2 separate regions of the Homo sapiens genome follow, and region 2 is linked to region 1. Evidence: read pairs that join two places in POLR2A ChIA-PET (ENCODE). Cell type or tissue: IMR-90. All regions are shown on one strand. Links, peaks and the distances in the headings refer to the core of each region. The heading gives the core; the rest is flanking DNA.

What was found. Peaks named below come from ENCODE experiments on the same cell type or tissue, not always from the same donor. Only the 100,000 strongest peaks of a DNase experiment are listed, where the experiment ranks them.
Region 2: POLR2A ChIA-PET joins it to region 1 with 6 read pairs; 9 of 35 experiments call an interaction of 5 or more read pairs at or near these places.

Annotation. Positions count from the first base shown.
Region 1 is chr14:34,908,591-34,916,721 of GRCh38, reverse strand. SRP54-AS1 (SRP54 antisense RNA 1) reads left to right here. Exons shown (of 5, transcript NR_151701.1): 5 at 24-242. Among named protein-coding and RNA genes, the nearest start is that of BAZ1A, 37 kb to the right of the region's middle. In IMR-90, for the core only: no CTCF peak of the experiment used is centred there; a DNase peak (open chromatin) is centred at 4,771.
Region 2 is chr14:34,985,580-34,993,710 of GRCh38, reverse strand. The region is part of intron 1 of SRP54 (signal recognition particle 54); the gene reads right to left. Among named protein-coding and RNA genes, the nearest start is that of SRP54, 6.7 kb to the right of the region's middle. In IMR-90, for the core only: no CTCF peak of the experiment used is centred there; no DNase peak of the experiment used is centred there.

The DNA.
Region 1 (8,131 bases), core at 2,282-6,281:
GCCTCTTTGCTTCTTTTCTTCAGTGTCCTGCGCCTTGGCTGTTACAGGTGGAGGTGGAAAAGAAATTGCCATTGATGCTGCAAATAACTTCCTTCACCTTCTAACCTGGAGATTCATTGAAGGAAGAAAAAAGGTGACTGTCAGAGTCCCTGCTGGCCATGCCTCTCAGCCACAGGACCACTGAGCCACTTAATTCCTCCCCAGGGTCAGATGTGCCCCAGCACCAGGTTGTTTATGGATACCCTAACCACCTTTTCACACTCCTTGAAGTTTAGCTTTAAATGTTTTAAGAATTAGCAAAGTGGGCCGGGCACGGTGGTTCAAGCCTGTAATCCCAGCACTTTGGGTCGCTGAGGTGGGCGGATCACCTGAAGTCAAGAGTTCCAGACCAGCCTGGCCAACATGGTAAAACCCCATCTATGCAAAAATACAAAAATTAGCCGGGCATGATGGTGAGTGCCTGTAATCCCAGCTACTCGGGAGGCTGAGGCAGAAGAATCACTTGAACCTGGGAGGCAGAGGTTGCAGTGAGCCGAGATCTCACCATTGCACTCCAGCCTGGGCAACAGAGCGAGACTCCATCTCAAACAACAACAACAACAACAAATTAGCAAAGCTGATTATTTGATCTTGGTGAGTACTGGCTAATGCTGAAGGTTATTTCAGAACGTTGACCCTGGCCAGGTGTGGTGGCTCACGCCTGTAATCCCAGCACTTTGAGAAGCCAAGGCAGGTGGATCACCTGAGGTCAGGAGTTTGAGACCAGCCTGGCCAACATGGCGAAACCCCATCTCTACTAAATATACAAAAATTAGCTGGGCATGGTGGCGGGCACCTGTAATCCCGGCTACTTGGGAGGCTGAAGCAGGAGAATTGCTTGAACCCGGGAGGCAGAAATCGCAGTGAGCAGAGATCGTGCCATTGCACTCCCTCCTGGGCAACAAGAGCGAAACTCTGTCTCAAAAAAAAAAAAAAAGAATGTTGACTCTGATCAGTAATTCTACAAGAAATTAAGAAATTATTATCACATTTGGCAAAGGGAAAGTTGTTTAGTTAGCACTAAATAAGGTGGTGGCAGGACACAGTGGTCACGCCTGTAATCCCAACATTTTGGTAAGCCAAGGCAGGCAGATCACATGAGGCCAGGAGTTTGAGACCACCACGTGGCGAAACCCCATCTCTACAAAAAATACAAAAAATTAGCCAGATGTGGTGGCACAGCTACTTGGAAGACTGAAGTGGGAGGATCACCTGAGCCTGGGGAGGTCGAGGCTGCAGTGAGCTGTGATGGCGACACTGCACTCCAGTCTGGGTGACAGAGTGAGACCCTATCTGAAAAATAAAATAGCTGGGCACAATGGCTCACACCTGTAATCCCAGCACTTTTTGAGGCCGAGGAGGGAGGACTGCTTGAGCTCAGAAGTTTGAGATCAGGGTGCGCAAACATGACAAAACCCTGTCTCTACAAAAAATTTTAAAATTAGCCAAGTGTGGTGGTGTGAGCCTGTGGTTCCAGCTACTCGGTAGGCTGAGGTGGGAGAATCACCTGAGCCCAGGGAGGTCAAGGCTGCAGTGAGACCTGATCGAAACACTGCACTCCAGCCTGGGCAACAGAGTATGAGACCCTGTCTCAAAAATAAATAAATAAAATAAAGTGGTAAAGACATATTAAAATTAGTGCCCCTTATGTGATTAAAATATATCATCACTATCATTGTTTTGGAAAGTTGAGAAGTATTAAATATCAGTATTTTACGAATCATGGTCATTTTTCCTTTGTTGAATGTTCAACATACATTTTTTAAAAAAGAAGTCTAGGCTGGGCACAGTGGCTCACGCCTGTAATCTCAGCACTTTGGGAAGCCAAAGCAGGTAGATCACGAGGTCAGGAGTTCAAGACCAGCCTGACCAACATAGTGAAACCCAGTCTCTACTAAAAATACAAAAATTAGCCAGGCGTGGTGGCACACGCTTGTAATCCCAGCTACTCAGGAGACTGAGGCAGGAGAATCGCTTGAACCCAGGAGGCGGAGGTTGCAGTGAGCCAAGCTTGCACCACTGCATTCCGCGTGGGGGACAGAGCGAGATTCCATAAAAAAAAGAAGTCTATTGAAACCATTTTTCTAGCAAACAAAAAAAACAAGTTTAGAATAGTTTTACTAGGAAACCTTTATCTTCAGCAGGATACAGGCTAAAAAAATTTTTTTAATAAAAAAAAGGAAACCTTTATCAAAATTCTCACTAACCTTATAGTGAATAGAAAGTATACGTTAAGAAGTAACAAAAGATATCTGAAGTCTAAAAACAACTCACCTGCCAACAAATTATATGATCTTGGACAAGTCACTAATCACTGCTTAATCATTGTTTCTTCATCAGCAACCTGGAGGTAATAATGCATCTCCAACCTAGCTGAGATGGAAGTTTACATACAGTAAAATAATGGATGAGTAAGTGCTTTGGAAAGCATTGCATGCTGCACTTATAATTATTGTTGTTAATAAAGATAGTTTTAAACAAAAACCATGGTAAGGAGAGGGAGAAAGACAAATTGAGAGATATATATCTATATATCTTTTTTATTATTTATTATTATTATGATACTTTAAGTTTTAGGGTACATGTGCACAACGTGCAGGTTTGTTACATATGTCTACATGTGCCATGTTGGTGTGCTGCATATCTTACATTTATACATATCTTACATTCATACATATCATATGTACATATATATACATATGATATGTATAAATGTAAGCCTAACACAAGATGGACAATAATCAAGAAATTTTAATTATTTTTATTCTATCCTATTAAACTAATTATTCTTTTTTTTTTTTTTTTTTTTTTTTTACAGTAGAGACCAGGTTTTGCTGTGTCACCCAGGCTGGAAGGCAGTGACACAATGATCATAGCTCTCTGCAGTCTTGAACTCCTGAGCTGAGTGATCCTCCCACCTTAGTCTCCTGAGTAGCTGGAACTAATAGGTGCGCACCACCATGCCCGGCTAGAATAATTATTATTGTCCTATTTAAATATTATTTTCATACTTGAAACAATATTTTCCTGTGGTTTAGCCCTACTCAGATATTAGTGGAAAGCAGCTGACACATGTAGTCCAAACCACAGTTTCATTAAACTAATGAGAAACTACCAGTCTATCCTTGGAATCCTGGGTTGTTCCAGAGGCGTAGAGTAGGATTAGCACAGATCTAAGGGACTCAAGCGAGTGGGGGTTCCTTATCACCAAAACCGTAAATGTATTATAGATTCTCCTGGGAGTTCTGCTACGTTTCAGATAGTATGTGCTACCAGGGGATTCCAATTAGCATAAGCATAAGAAGTAACAGGACCAAACTGGGTTTTTTGTTTCACTAGAATTATCCTTTCCTGGGCATTTTCTGGAATTTAAGTACGACCCGATGATACATTAGATAACAACTGATCAGATTAGATGCCCTAAACGTCCCAAATCATCAGGGACTAGAGATTGAGTTACGATTGTCCCAATAGTATAAATTTGTGGTTTTGTGGGTTCAGTCTAGGTCCTGCTGCTCGCTACACAGAAAGCCAATGACTGAGACAACGGGTATTGCCAAGGCAAAAGGCTTTGACCAGGTGCTGCAGTGGAGGAGATGGGAGTTCAGTCTCAAATCCATCTCCCCTGCCGACTAAAATTAGGAGTTTATATAGCAGGTAAGAAATATAACAATGTGTAGGAAAACAAGAACTCGGGGAAGGTTAAGGAAGCAATCATGATGAATGAGGGGCCTGGCCTCTCATTGGATGAGATGATCCAGTGAGTTTCAATTATTTGATACTTTCCCAGAGGTCTGGGGGTCCTTTCCTGAGGAAGTAACTCAGATAAAATAAATGTAAGTTTCAAGCTTTAAGACCAGAAGTGTCAATTTCTATAGATAGATAGATAGATTTTTTTTTTTAATAAAATCTCAAACTCCTGGGCTCAAGTGATCCACCTGCCTCAGCCTCCCAAAGTGCTGGGATTACAGGCATGAGACACCGTGCCAGCACATCCAACATTTTCTAATCTTCCCACATTTCTGACCCTTCGCCTACACTTCCTTACTTTTCATCAACTGACCTGAAAACAGATGTCCTCAGATAAAACGCGTCTTAACTTCCTCAAATTAAACTAATTCAATATATATAATTTCACTTCCCCCAGTCAGCACCTTTCTTCCTATTTAACAGTTACCTGTGTTCTTAATTCCATTTTAACCACCTTGTGCTATCTTAATTATTCTATTCTATTATTTATCATCCTCCTCCTCAGTATACTTCCTCTTAGTTGGATCTTACTATCTTTTTTTTTTTTTTTTGAGACAGGTCCACTGGAGGGCAGTGGCGTGATTACAGCTCACTGCATCCTCGACCTCCCAAGCTCAAGCCATCCTCCCACCTCAGCCCCTCAAGTAGCTGGGACAACAGGCACCAGCATGCCCAGCTAATTTTTGTATATTTTGTAGAGAAGGGGTCTCACCATGTTGCCCAGGCTAATCTCGAACTACTGAGCTCAAGCAATCTGACCACCTTGGCCTCCCAAAGTGCTAGGATTATAGGAGTGAGCCACCACGCCCAGCCTCCATTAGCATTTTAACCTACTTAAGTTTCTGCCATCAGCACCACAAACAAAACCAGAATATTCTTTGACCTTTTATCTCTCTCAGCTACTGCCCTGTTCTTCTCACCTAACCTTCTTGAAAGAATTGTATACACTCACTATTCTTCACTTCCCACTCATTCTTTGGTCCACTGCCAGCTGCCTTTGACCACTAACATTCCTCTACAAGGCCACTAACAACACCCGAGTCTCAGAAATCCAATAAACACTTTTAAAAAAATTGAGATATGATTCAAATTTCATAAAATCTCATAAAATCCTATAAGACTCACCTTTTAAAGTGTATAATGTATCTTTTAAAGTGTACAATGCAGTGTTTTTTAGTATATTCATAAATTCATTCAACTATTACCATTTAATTTCAGAACATTCTCATCACTCCTGTATCCATTAGCAGTCACTACCAATTCCCCCTCCCTACAGCCCTTGACAACTGCTAATCTATTTTCCACCTCTACAGAGTTTCCTATTCTGGACATTTAATATAAACTGAATCATACACCATGTGACCTTTTGTGACTGGCTTCTTTCATTAAAGATAATGTTTTGTGTATTTATTTATTTTTAGCTATACCTACTGGAATGGGATTTCTTTTTTAGTATAATGTTTTCAGGGATCATCCATGTTGTAGTACGTATCAGCACTTCATTCCTTTTTATTGTGCAATAATATTCTGTTGTGCGGATATACCTCAGAGTGGTTATGCTATTTTGTTTATCCATTCATTAGTTGACGGACATTTGGGTTGTTTCCACTTTTTGACTATAACGAATAAAGTTGCTATGAACATTCAGGTACAAGTTTTTGTGTGGACATATGTTCTCAATACTCTTAGGTGGAATTGTGGAATTACTAAGTCATATGATAACTCTGTTTAACCCTTTTCGCCTTTGCCCCAAGAATACCTGCCAGCGGTGCTTGCAGCTGCAGCATTTACTCCAAGATAACCTTGCCACAAAATATTGTTGTATTATTAATACATGAGTAAGCATATTAATATTTATTATTATTTTTGCATTGCTCTAGTGTATTGACTTTGGAAACAAAAACATTATTCTATTTATAGTATTCTGTTTTTAGTTGTATTTCCGTTTATAAAATATAGTAATTCTTGATCACTGAAAATGTCAAATCCTAAAAAACGTAGCATCGTTCTCAAACAGTTGTTGGCTGAAGATTCATTTGATGGATCTGATTTTTCTGAAATAGACGATTTTGATGGTTCAGATGATTCTGATGTTAGTTCTGTTTAGAAATAACTCCAAGAACAGTTTTTATATTTTATTTTCACATGAAAATCAGTCAGATTTTCTTCAGCCTCAAAGAACATGTTTAAGTAAAATTAAATGAGTGCTGGCATCGAGCTGTGTTTTTTTAAAATCTAAACTGGAAAAGGGTTAAATTTTGAGAAAGTGCCAAACTGTTTTCCAAAGCACCTGCACCATTTTACACTTCCACTGTTAATATACAAGAGCTCAAATTTTACCAACACTTGTTATTATCTGAGTTTTTCTTCCCAGCTGATCTAGCAGGTATGAAGTAGTATTCAATTGTGGTTTTGAAGTTGGATTTTTCTAATGATTAATAATGTTGAATATCTTTTTATGTGCTTATTGGCCATTTTTATATCATCTTAAGAGAAATGTCTATTCAAGTCCTTTGCCTACTTTTCACTTGGGTTTTTTTTTTTTTTCTTTTTTTTTTGAGACGGAGTTTCGCTCTTGTTGCCCAGGCTGGAGTGCAGTGGCACAGTCTTTGCTCACTGCAACCTCTGCCTCCCCAGTTCCAGTGGTTCTCCGGCTTCCACCTCCCGAGTACCTGGGATTACAGGCATGCACCACCACACCCAGCTAATTTTTGTATTTTTATTTTTTGAGATGGAGTCTCACTCTGTCACCCGGGCTGGAGGGCAATGGCATGATCTCGGCCCACTGCAACCTCCGCCTCCTGGGTTCAAGCGATTCTCTTGCCTCGGCCTCCTGAGTAGCTAGGATTACAGGCATGCGCCACCACGCCCGGCTGATTTTGTATTTTTAGTAGAGACAGGGTTTCTCCACGTTGGTCAGGCTGGTCTCGAACTCCTGACCTCAAGTAATCTGCCTGCCTCGGCCTCCCAAAGTGCTGGGATTACAGGCGTGAGCCACCATGCCCAGCCTGTATTTTTATTTATTTATTTATTTATTTTGAGATGGAGTCTCGCTCTGTTGCCCAGGCTGGAGTGCAGTGGCATGATCTCAGATCACTGCAAGCTCCACCTCCTGGGTTCATGTCATTCTCCTGCCTCAGCCTCCTGAGTAGCTGGGACTAGAGGTGCCCGCCACCACGCCCGGCTAATTTTTTTGTATTTTTAGTAGAGACGGGTTTCACCCTGTTAGCCAGGATGGTCTCGATCTCCTGACCTCGTGATCTGCCCGCCTCAGCCTCCCAAAGTGCTGGGATTACAGGCGTGAGCCACCACGCCCAGCCTGTATTTCTATTTTTTGAGATGGAGTCTTACTCTGTCATCCAGGCTGGAGTGCCGTGGCACAATCTTGGTCCACTGCAACCTCCACCTCCTGGGTTCAAGCAATTCTCCTGTCTCCGCCTCCCAAGTAGCTGGGACTACAGGCACACACCACCACACCCAGCTAATTTTTGTGTGTTTTTTTTTTAGTAGAGGTGGGGTTTCACCATACTGGCCAGGCTGGTCTCACACTCCTGACCTCAGCTAATCCACTTGCCTCTGCCTCCCAAAGTGCTGGGATTACAGGCATGAGCCATCACGCCCGGCCTAAAAGCTTTTAATTTTTCTGAAGTCCAATTTATCTATTTTTTCTATGGTTGCTTAGGCTTTAGGTATTATATTTTAGAAACTATTGCCTAATCCAAAGTTACAAAGGTTTTGTTGTTGTTGTTGTTTTGTTTGTTTTTGAGTTGATTTCTCACTCCTGTCTCCCAGGCTGGAGTGCAGTGGTACAATCTCAGCTCATGGCAGCCTCCACTTCCCGGGCTTAGGTGATCCTCCCACCTCAACCTCCGGAGTAGCTGGGACTACAGGTACATGCCACCACACCAGCTAATTTTTTTGTATTTTTAATAGAGACGAGGTTTTGCCATGTTCCTGAGGTTGGTCTCAAACACCTGTGCTCAAGTGATCTGCCCATCTCAGAAGTGCTAGGATTATAGGCATGAGCCACCTCACTTAGGCATGAAGATTTATACCTATTTTTTATTCTAATACTCTTGCAATTTTAACTCTTACATTTAGGTCTTTGATCTGTTTTGAGTAAATTTTTACATATGGTATGAGGTAGGGGTCCAACTTTATTATTTTGCATGTGGACATCAAGCAATTCTCCTGCCTCTGCGTCTGAGGAGGTGGGATTACAGGTGTGCACCACCATGCCCAGCTAATTTTTATATTTTTGATAGAGACGGGGTTTCACCATGTTGGCCAGGCTGGGACTCCCTCCTTTTAAAATACTCTTTTTCTGTGACTCTGCTCAATT
Region 2 (8,131 bases), core at 2,587-6,586, 77 kb before region 1:
ATAAATAAATAAATTAATTAATTAATTTTAAGACAAACAGGAAGATGAAATAGCTGACTCATTCACCATAGAGAAAGTAAAGAGGTGAGAGGAATCATAAAAAGGCAGGAAGGGAAAATGCATTTGAGGACCTATCACTGGCAAACAGATATCCCAGGCTGAGCTACAAATTAAACACTACACTTTCACTCAAGTACAATTTGGTAATTTAGAACTTAAAAAAAACTTACTACCAATACTTGATGAAATTGAAAAAAAAATTGCTTACCATAAGATTTTTTTACAATTACATTGTTACTTAACCTGAGAGCCAACCACCTCATGGAAAAGATCCAGGACTTTTTATTTCTTATGCCATACCCATTATACAAAATAATTATTGATCCTTAAATTAATATTCTTCATTTAAGAAATAAGATTCAGATGTTTCAGTTTATATCCTTCACCATGGTGGTACTGGGAGTGATAGAATCCTATTTATGACACCACAATTAACTTTTTTAGAGGTCATGTCATAAACAGATCATCTTTCATTTTAAAAAGCTATACTAAGCCAGGCATGGTGGTTTACGCCTATAATCCCAGCACTCTGGGAGGCCAAGGCAGGCAGATTGCTTGAGGTTGGGAGTTCAAGACCAGTCTAGCCAACATGGTGAAACCCCATCTCTACAAAATATACAAAACTTGGCCGGGTATGGTGGTGCACTCCGGTAGTCCCAGCTACTCAGGAGTGTGAGGCAGGAGAATCACTTGAACCCAGGAGGTGGAGGTTGCAATGAGCCGAGATCACATCACTGTGATGAGATGGAGTGAGACTCCATCTCCAAATAAATAAATAAATAAATAAATAAATAAGCCATACTAGTTAACTTTTTGGGGGGGCAAACTTTAGGAAGTGTCTTTAATTTTTTTAATTAATTTATTTTAGATTCAGAGGGTACATGTGTATGTTTGTTACACTGGTATACTGTGTAATGGTGGGGACTGGACTTATACACACATGACCCAAATATTGAACCTTGAACCCAAGAGGTACTTTTTCAATCCTCAGTCTTCTCCCAAACTCTTCCATTTTGGAATGGTCTGTGTCTACTACTTTCGTCTTTATGTCCATGGGTACCTATGTTTAGCTCTCACTTATAAGTGAGAACATGAGATACTTGATTTTCTGTTTCTGAATTAGTTCTCTTAGGATAATGGCCTCCTGCTCCATCCATGTTGCTGCAAAGGACATGATTTCATTCTTTTTATGGCTGCCTAGTAAATTCTTAAATATAAATCTAACTTTCCATGTTAACTGGTTGTTTTAAATTTAAAAATTTTAAAAACTTCTGTGAGGTTTTCCAATATACTTTTCCTTCTGCAAGTAGTTACTGGCAGTGTGTATTTTAAAACATTTTTGCCTTAAATTTAAAAAATATATTTTATTATATAATACATGAATACATATAGTTTTAATATATAAAATAACAAAATCTGTCCGGGCCCAGTGGCTCACGCCTGTAATCCCAGCACTTTGGGAGGCCAAGGCGGGTGGATCACCTGAAGTCAGGAGTTCAAGGCCAGCCTGGTCAACATGGCGAAACCCCATCTCTACTAAAAACACAAAAATTAGCCAGGCTTGGTGGCAGATGCCTGTAATCCCAGCTACTCTGGAGACTGAGGCAGGAGAATTGCTTGAACCAGGAGGCGGAGGTTGCAGTGAGCCGAGATGGTGCCACTGCACTCCAGCCTGGATGACAAGAGCAAAACTCCGTCTTAAAACACAAAACACAAAAACAAAATAAAATCCTGCATTTCAGTAGAGGAGTAAGAACATCTAATAATACCTTTAACTTACAGTGTTTCCTCTACAATGTCCAAGGATGATGTGTTCCTGAAAACTCCGTGTTAGAATTTTGCTTAAAATCTCAATGACTTCCATTGCACACAGATGTAAAGTCCTCAGAATGGACTGTAAGGCCCCCTCCACCCCCCACCCCCAACACACACGCATGACTGATTTTAATCATACTGACCTCCTTGCTATTGCTGCTACACATTTCCACCTCAGTGTCTCGGTACTAGCCAGCATGCTCTTCCTCTGCTTGACAACATAACTCCCTCCCTCATTTCCTTCAGATTTGTCCAGATGCCATTTCTCAATGAGGTCTTCCCTAATCACTTATTTAAAACTGCAACCCTCTTCCCTTTATTTTTTCCTATTGTTCTATTATCAACTGACATATGGCTTATTTATATTATTTGTCACCTATAATCTCACTATTGAAATGTAAGCTGTGGCCAGGTGTGGTGGCTCATGCCTGTAATCCCAGCACTTTGGGAGGCCGAGGTGAGTGGATTGCCTGAGGTCAGGAGTTCGAGACCAGCCTGGCCAACATGGTGAAACCCCATCTCTACTGAAAATACAAAAATTAGCCAGGCGCGGTGGCAGATGCCTGTAATCCCAGGTACTCAGAAGGCTGAGGCATGAGAATCGCTTGAACCCAGGAGGTGGAGGTTACAGTGAGCCCAGATCGTGCCACTGCACTCCAGCCTGGGTGAAAGAGCAAAACTCCATCTCAACAACAACAACAACAACAAAAAAAAAAAAAAAAAAAAGAAAAGAAATTTAACCTGCACAAGGGCAGGGATTTTTGCCTCTTTTGCTTTCTCCTGTGAGCTCACTGCTTTATCTATCCTCAGCCTTATACAGTAAATCCTTAATAAAAATGAACATTATGAATGAATGAAATGATGTATTTAAGGCCTTAGGGAAAAAGCGAGACCAGAGAACTAAAGTCATGAAAGGCACTGCAAATATCTTTAAAAGCCACTAAAATAAATCAATGAAGATAATATGATGAATCAAAAGAAAAACAATAACTTGGGTAATTTGTACTGTACATTAAATATATTTATTTGTCATTACTTATAATTCTTCTTCAGAATTTCCCTGCCATGCATTTCCAACAAGATACTTAAAAATTAACCTCACCTTGTTCTAATATGTACACTAAAGTGAAAAATACCTTTTGTATGTTAATAGCTAAGCCTAAATCTCAGGTTGGAGTAATCTACAATTCAAGTACACTCTCAAGATTCTCTTGCCTAACTAAAACGATTTATAGAAATAAATCTGTATATGCTAGAATTTCACAAAGGAAGAATCTCTACTTAGATGGGGCTTTTAGAAAGGTAAGAGATTACCACACAGTACTTTCTTACAGTTGAACATCTATTATCTCATTTCACTCTTACAACAATTTTATGATATAAGCAGGATAGGGAATAGAACAGCCGTTCCCTGCCAAAAAAAAGCAAAATGACTTCCCATAGTCCTTTGGCTAGAGTATGAATGAAGCTTTAAATTATAGGGTTGAATACACCTGCTGGAAACTGCAAGGACAAATTTTGCTGCTATGCTATAATAGAAGAAATCACATTTTAATCATATTTAAAGATGTATATTCCTCTTTGTGGAGGAGTAATTGCAACGTTCAGAAAGAAATGATAACTATCACTGCAATCAGACCAGTACATACAAGGACTGATCCTGGCTCGAGTCACAGGGTCTTCTAACTGGGGTCTGACTAGGATTTGGATAGTAAGCAATAGAAACAGGCTGAAGTTTTGGGTGCCCTAAGTAAGGCAATCACAGGGCCAAGTATCACACTTACTTGCTGCAGTGTGAAGTACTGGAAAGAGCATAGATTTTGGAGTCTGACAGACTTAGATTCAAATCCTAGCTCTGTTACATACTGGCTGTGTTACTTTGGGCAAGTTACTTAATCTCTCTGAGCCTCACTTTCCTCACTTGCAAAATGAAGATACCATTACCAAGGTAGTTACCCTGAAGGGCTGTTGTGAGGATTAAATGAGACAATACATATAAAGCTGTCTTCAAAAACCTAGCATATTAACTATTAACTTCCTTTCTTTTTTTAATGATACCAACTATCTCTCTCTGTATTATATGGAGTGTAAGTAAGCTGGAAATTTTCTGAACAATCTTACAGAAGTGTCTGTCCCATCATTCAGGAACCACTCCTGGAATCTTTAAAATTTAGTGGCAATTACAACTGCCAGATTATTATTCAACAGAAGCTGCAGTGTCCAAAAACCCACCTTTCTCTACATAAACAATTATAAATATTCCTGCCAGATTTGCCTGATCTGAGATTATATAAACAGAGTCTAATGATTAGCTATGTCAAATCCTATTACAACATAATCCCTACAAAAAAGTTCTTTTTTTTTTTGAGACAGAGTTTTGCTCTTGTTGCCCAGGCTGGAGTGCAATGGGGCAATCTCAGCTCACTGCAACCTCCCGAGCAGCTAGGATTACAGGTGCCCACCACCACGCCCAGGTAATTTTTTGTATTTTTAGTAGAGACAGGGTTTCACCATGTTGGTCAGGCTGGTCTTGAACTCCTGACCTCAGGTGATCCACCCACCGTGGCCTCCCAAAGTGCTCGGATTATAGACAGGCATGAGCCACTGCACCTGGCCAAAAGTCCTTTCTTCTAAGTCCTTGTCAATGACTTTTTGAATCAATATTAGCCTCAAGAACTAAATATACTTAGAAAAATTACTTCTACATAGTACAGTCAGCCTTCTGTATCTGGGGCTTCACAACCATGGATTCAACCAACTACAAATCAAAACATTCAGAAAAAAAATTGTGTCTCTAGTGAACATGTACAGACTTTTCTTGTCATTATTCCCTAAACAATACAGTATAACAAGTATTTTCTTAAGGATATAAATATGGTATAACAACTATTTACATTTTGTATTAGGTATTGATCTAGAGATGCTTTAAAGTACATGGAAGGATGTGCATAGGTCATATGCAAATACTACACCATTTTACATCAGGGACTTGAGCATCCTCTGATTTTGGTCCTGGAATCAATCCCCCCCAGATAGCAAGAGACAACTGTATACTTTTCTATAAAGCAGTCAAAGGCTAATAACCAGTATTTGCTTTTCTGACTTTAATACTAAATATTTTTCTTAATTCTGCACAGCATATGTGTTCACAGTCTAGGACCACAGAAAAGTAAATTTAGTTAACAAAATGGCCTATAGGTATTGTATTTAGTAAAATATATACATTATATATATATATGTTATATATATATATATATTTTTTTTTTTTTTTTTTTGAGATGGAGTCTCACTCTGTCGCCAGGCTGGAGTGCAGTGGTGTGATCTCAGCTCACTGCAACCTCCACCTCCTGGGTTCAAGAGATTCTCCTGCCTCAGCTTTCTGAGTAGCTGGGACTACAGGCGCATGCCACCACACCCACCTAATTTTTGTATTTTTAGTAGAGACGGGGTTTCACCATGTTGGCCAGGATGGTCTCGACCTCTTGACCTCGTGATCCACCCACCTCAGCCTCCCAAAGTGCTAGGATTACAGGCGTGAACCACCGCACCCAGCTTAGTGAAATATATTTTAATGACTAATTTTACAATGTTAATTATGACTTTCAAATTTAGGAACTGTTTTTCATGCTGAATCTACTTATTCCCCAAGGAAATAATTCACCTTTATGTTCTGTGATTACAAAATGATGTATCTTCACTGTAAAAGTTAAAACATTACAGAAATATTTAAGGTAGAAAATATAATTCCCCTAATTCTACCCACTCCCATACCATGGTAACAACCAATAATAATCTGGTATATATTAATATGGATTGTATTTTCTAGGTATATTAATTTAAGCAAGGTTTCCCAAGAATTTATGGTTTTGGCGGGGAGTAAAGAGGGGAGCAAAAATTAGGAAAATTCTTTTGTAAAATATGCTTGCTAATGCTAAAAACAGGCTTAAATGCAAAAGGCAGACTACAAAACTGCATATGTAGTATAATCCATATTTTGTTAAACACAGTCTAAAAACAAGTATTAAAAAATATTAGCCATCAGGGAATTGTAAATCAAAATCTTAATAAGATATCATCCAAATACTTGTACATGAATGGTCAGAGCAGCATTATTCATAATAGCCAAAAAGTAGAAACAACCCAAATATCCTTCAACTTATGAACGGATAAGTAAAATGTAGAATAAAATACAAAGGTATATCACTAGGCAATAAAAAGAAATGAAGTACTGAACATATGCCACAACATGGATTAATCTTCGAAACATAAGTGAAAAAACCCAGTCACAAAAGATCACATATTATGGTTCCACATGAATTGTTCAGAATACATAAATCTACAGAGACAGAAAGTGGATTAATAGTTGCTTAGGGCTCAGGAGATGGAGTAAAATAGGGAATGATTGCTAATAGGTATGGGGTTTCTTCATGGGATAATAAAAATGTACGAAAATTGATTATGGTGATAGTTGCGTAACTTTGTAAATACACTATAATCCTTTCAATTGTACACTTTAGGTGAACTAAGAATTATGTGTGTGTGTGTGTGTATATATATATACACACACACACACACATATATATATATATTTTTTTTTTTTTTTTTCAGATGTAGTGTCTCTCTGTCACCCAGGCTAGAGTGCAGTGGCAAGATCTCGGCTCACTGCAATATCTGCCTTCTGGATTCAAGCGATTCTCCTGCCTCAGCCTCCCGTGTAGCTGGGACTACATGGAGTGCCACCATGCTCGGCTAATTTTTTGTATTTTTAGTAGAGATGGGGTTTCACCTTGTTAGCCAGGATGCTCTGGATCTCCTGACCTTGTGATCTGCCTGCCTTGGCCTCCCAAAGTGTTGGGACAGGCTTAAGCCACCGCACCCAGCCAAGAATTATATTTTAATAAACTGTTAAAATAACATTTGTTATCTCTGGATGATGAATAACTAGCAATTTTTTTTTTTTGAGACAGAGTCTCACTCTGTGCCCACTGGAGTGCAGTGGCACAATCTCGGCTCACTGCAACCTCTGCCCTCCGAGTTCAAGCGATTCTCCTGCCTTGGCCTCCCAAGTAGCTGGGATTACAGGTGCCTGCCACCACACCCAGCTAATTTTTTATATTTGTAGTAGAGATGGGTTTTCACTATCTTGGCCAGGCTGGTCTTGAACTCCTGACATCATGATCCACCCGCCTCAGCCTCCCAAAGTGCTGGGATTACAGGCGTGAGCCACCACGACCAGCAATTTTTATTTTCTTATATCTTTTTCTAATTTCCAATTTTTTAGTAATGACTGAGAACACTATTTTTTAAGTCAAGGGAAAATTATTTTCCAAAGCGTTCCTTGTGAGAATTAGAGTGCAACTAGTCAACAGACTAGAGGTTGGGATGGAGCTGCCACTTGTATTCATTTACTCATTCATTAAACACCTACTATGTACTCCAGAAATTGTCCCAGCATGAGAGAAGTTCTAATTCCTAATCAAATATAACAGTTTAACACAAGACTCCCTTCAAAAGATAAATTATGCATCATACCACCTCTGTCTTAACTTAGCACCAAAGATTATATTCAATTATATCAAGAAGTATCAAGCAACTTTCTCTTCATTAAAGTAATTGTTTTTCAAATTTTAAAACTCATTTTATGTAAAATAATATCACAGCACCAATTCGTACTTTTGCAGCAAAAAAGGTATACCAAAAAAAAAGTCAATTAGCAACAAGAGGTAATAACTCAGGAACACTGGGAATCATTTCTTTACGATACTTTCTGGCTATGAGGTCAACCATAAAAAGAATCTTTACATAAAATGCTACCAAGAAGAAAATTAAAACGAAAATCAAAAGAATTCCTTGGAAAGTTGGCCTTAACATTGAAAAGAAAAAGGAAAAGTGAAAAATAAAAAAGGAAAAGGAGGGATAAGAGGCATATGCTCAAGCAATGCGTTATTTCAATGACATTTAGATAATGCCTATCAGTAAAAATTAAATGCTCAATCAGACTCTCCAGAGATAGTAAGGTAAAAAAGTTTTAGGGGGAGTAGCTTCATCTAAATTCTTAATCTGGAGTGCAAAACAAGACATTTATGTTTTGAAAACTTTCACTAGCTATATTGATGTGCAGCAAGGGTTCATAATCACTATATTAAGTATTTAATAACATGTCCCAAAGAAAACAACAGAATGAGAAATCTGTTCTATACCTTAGAAACATCTTTAGATACAGTGTAACAAATACATTGGAGGGAAAAAACTGAAG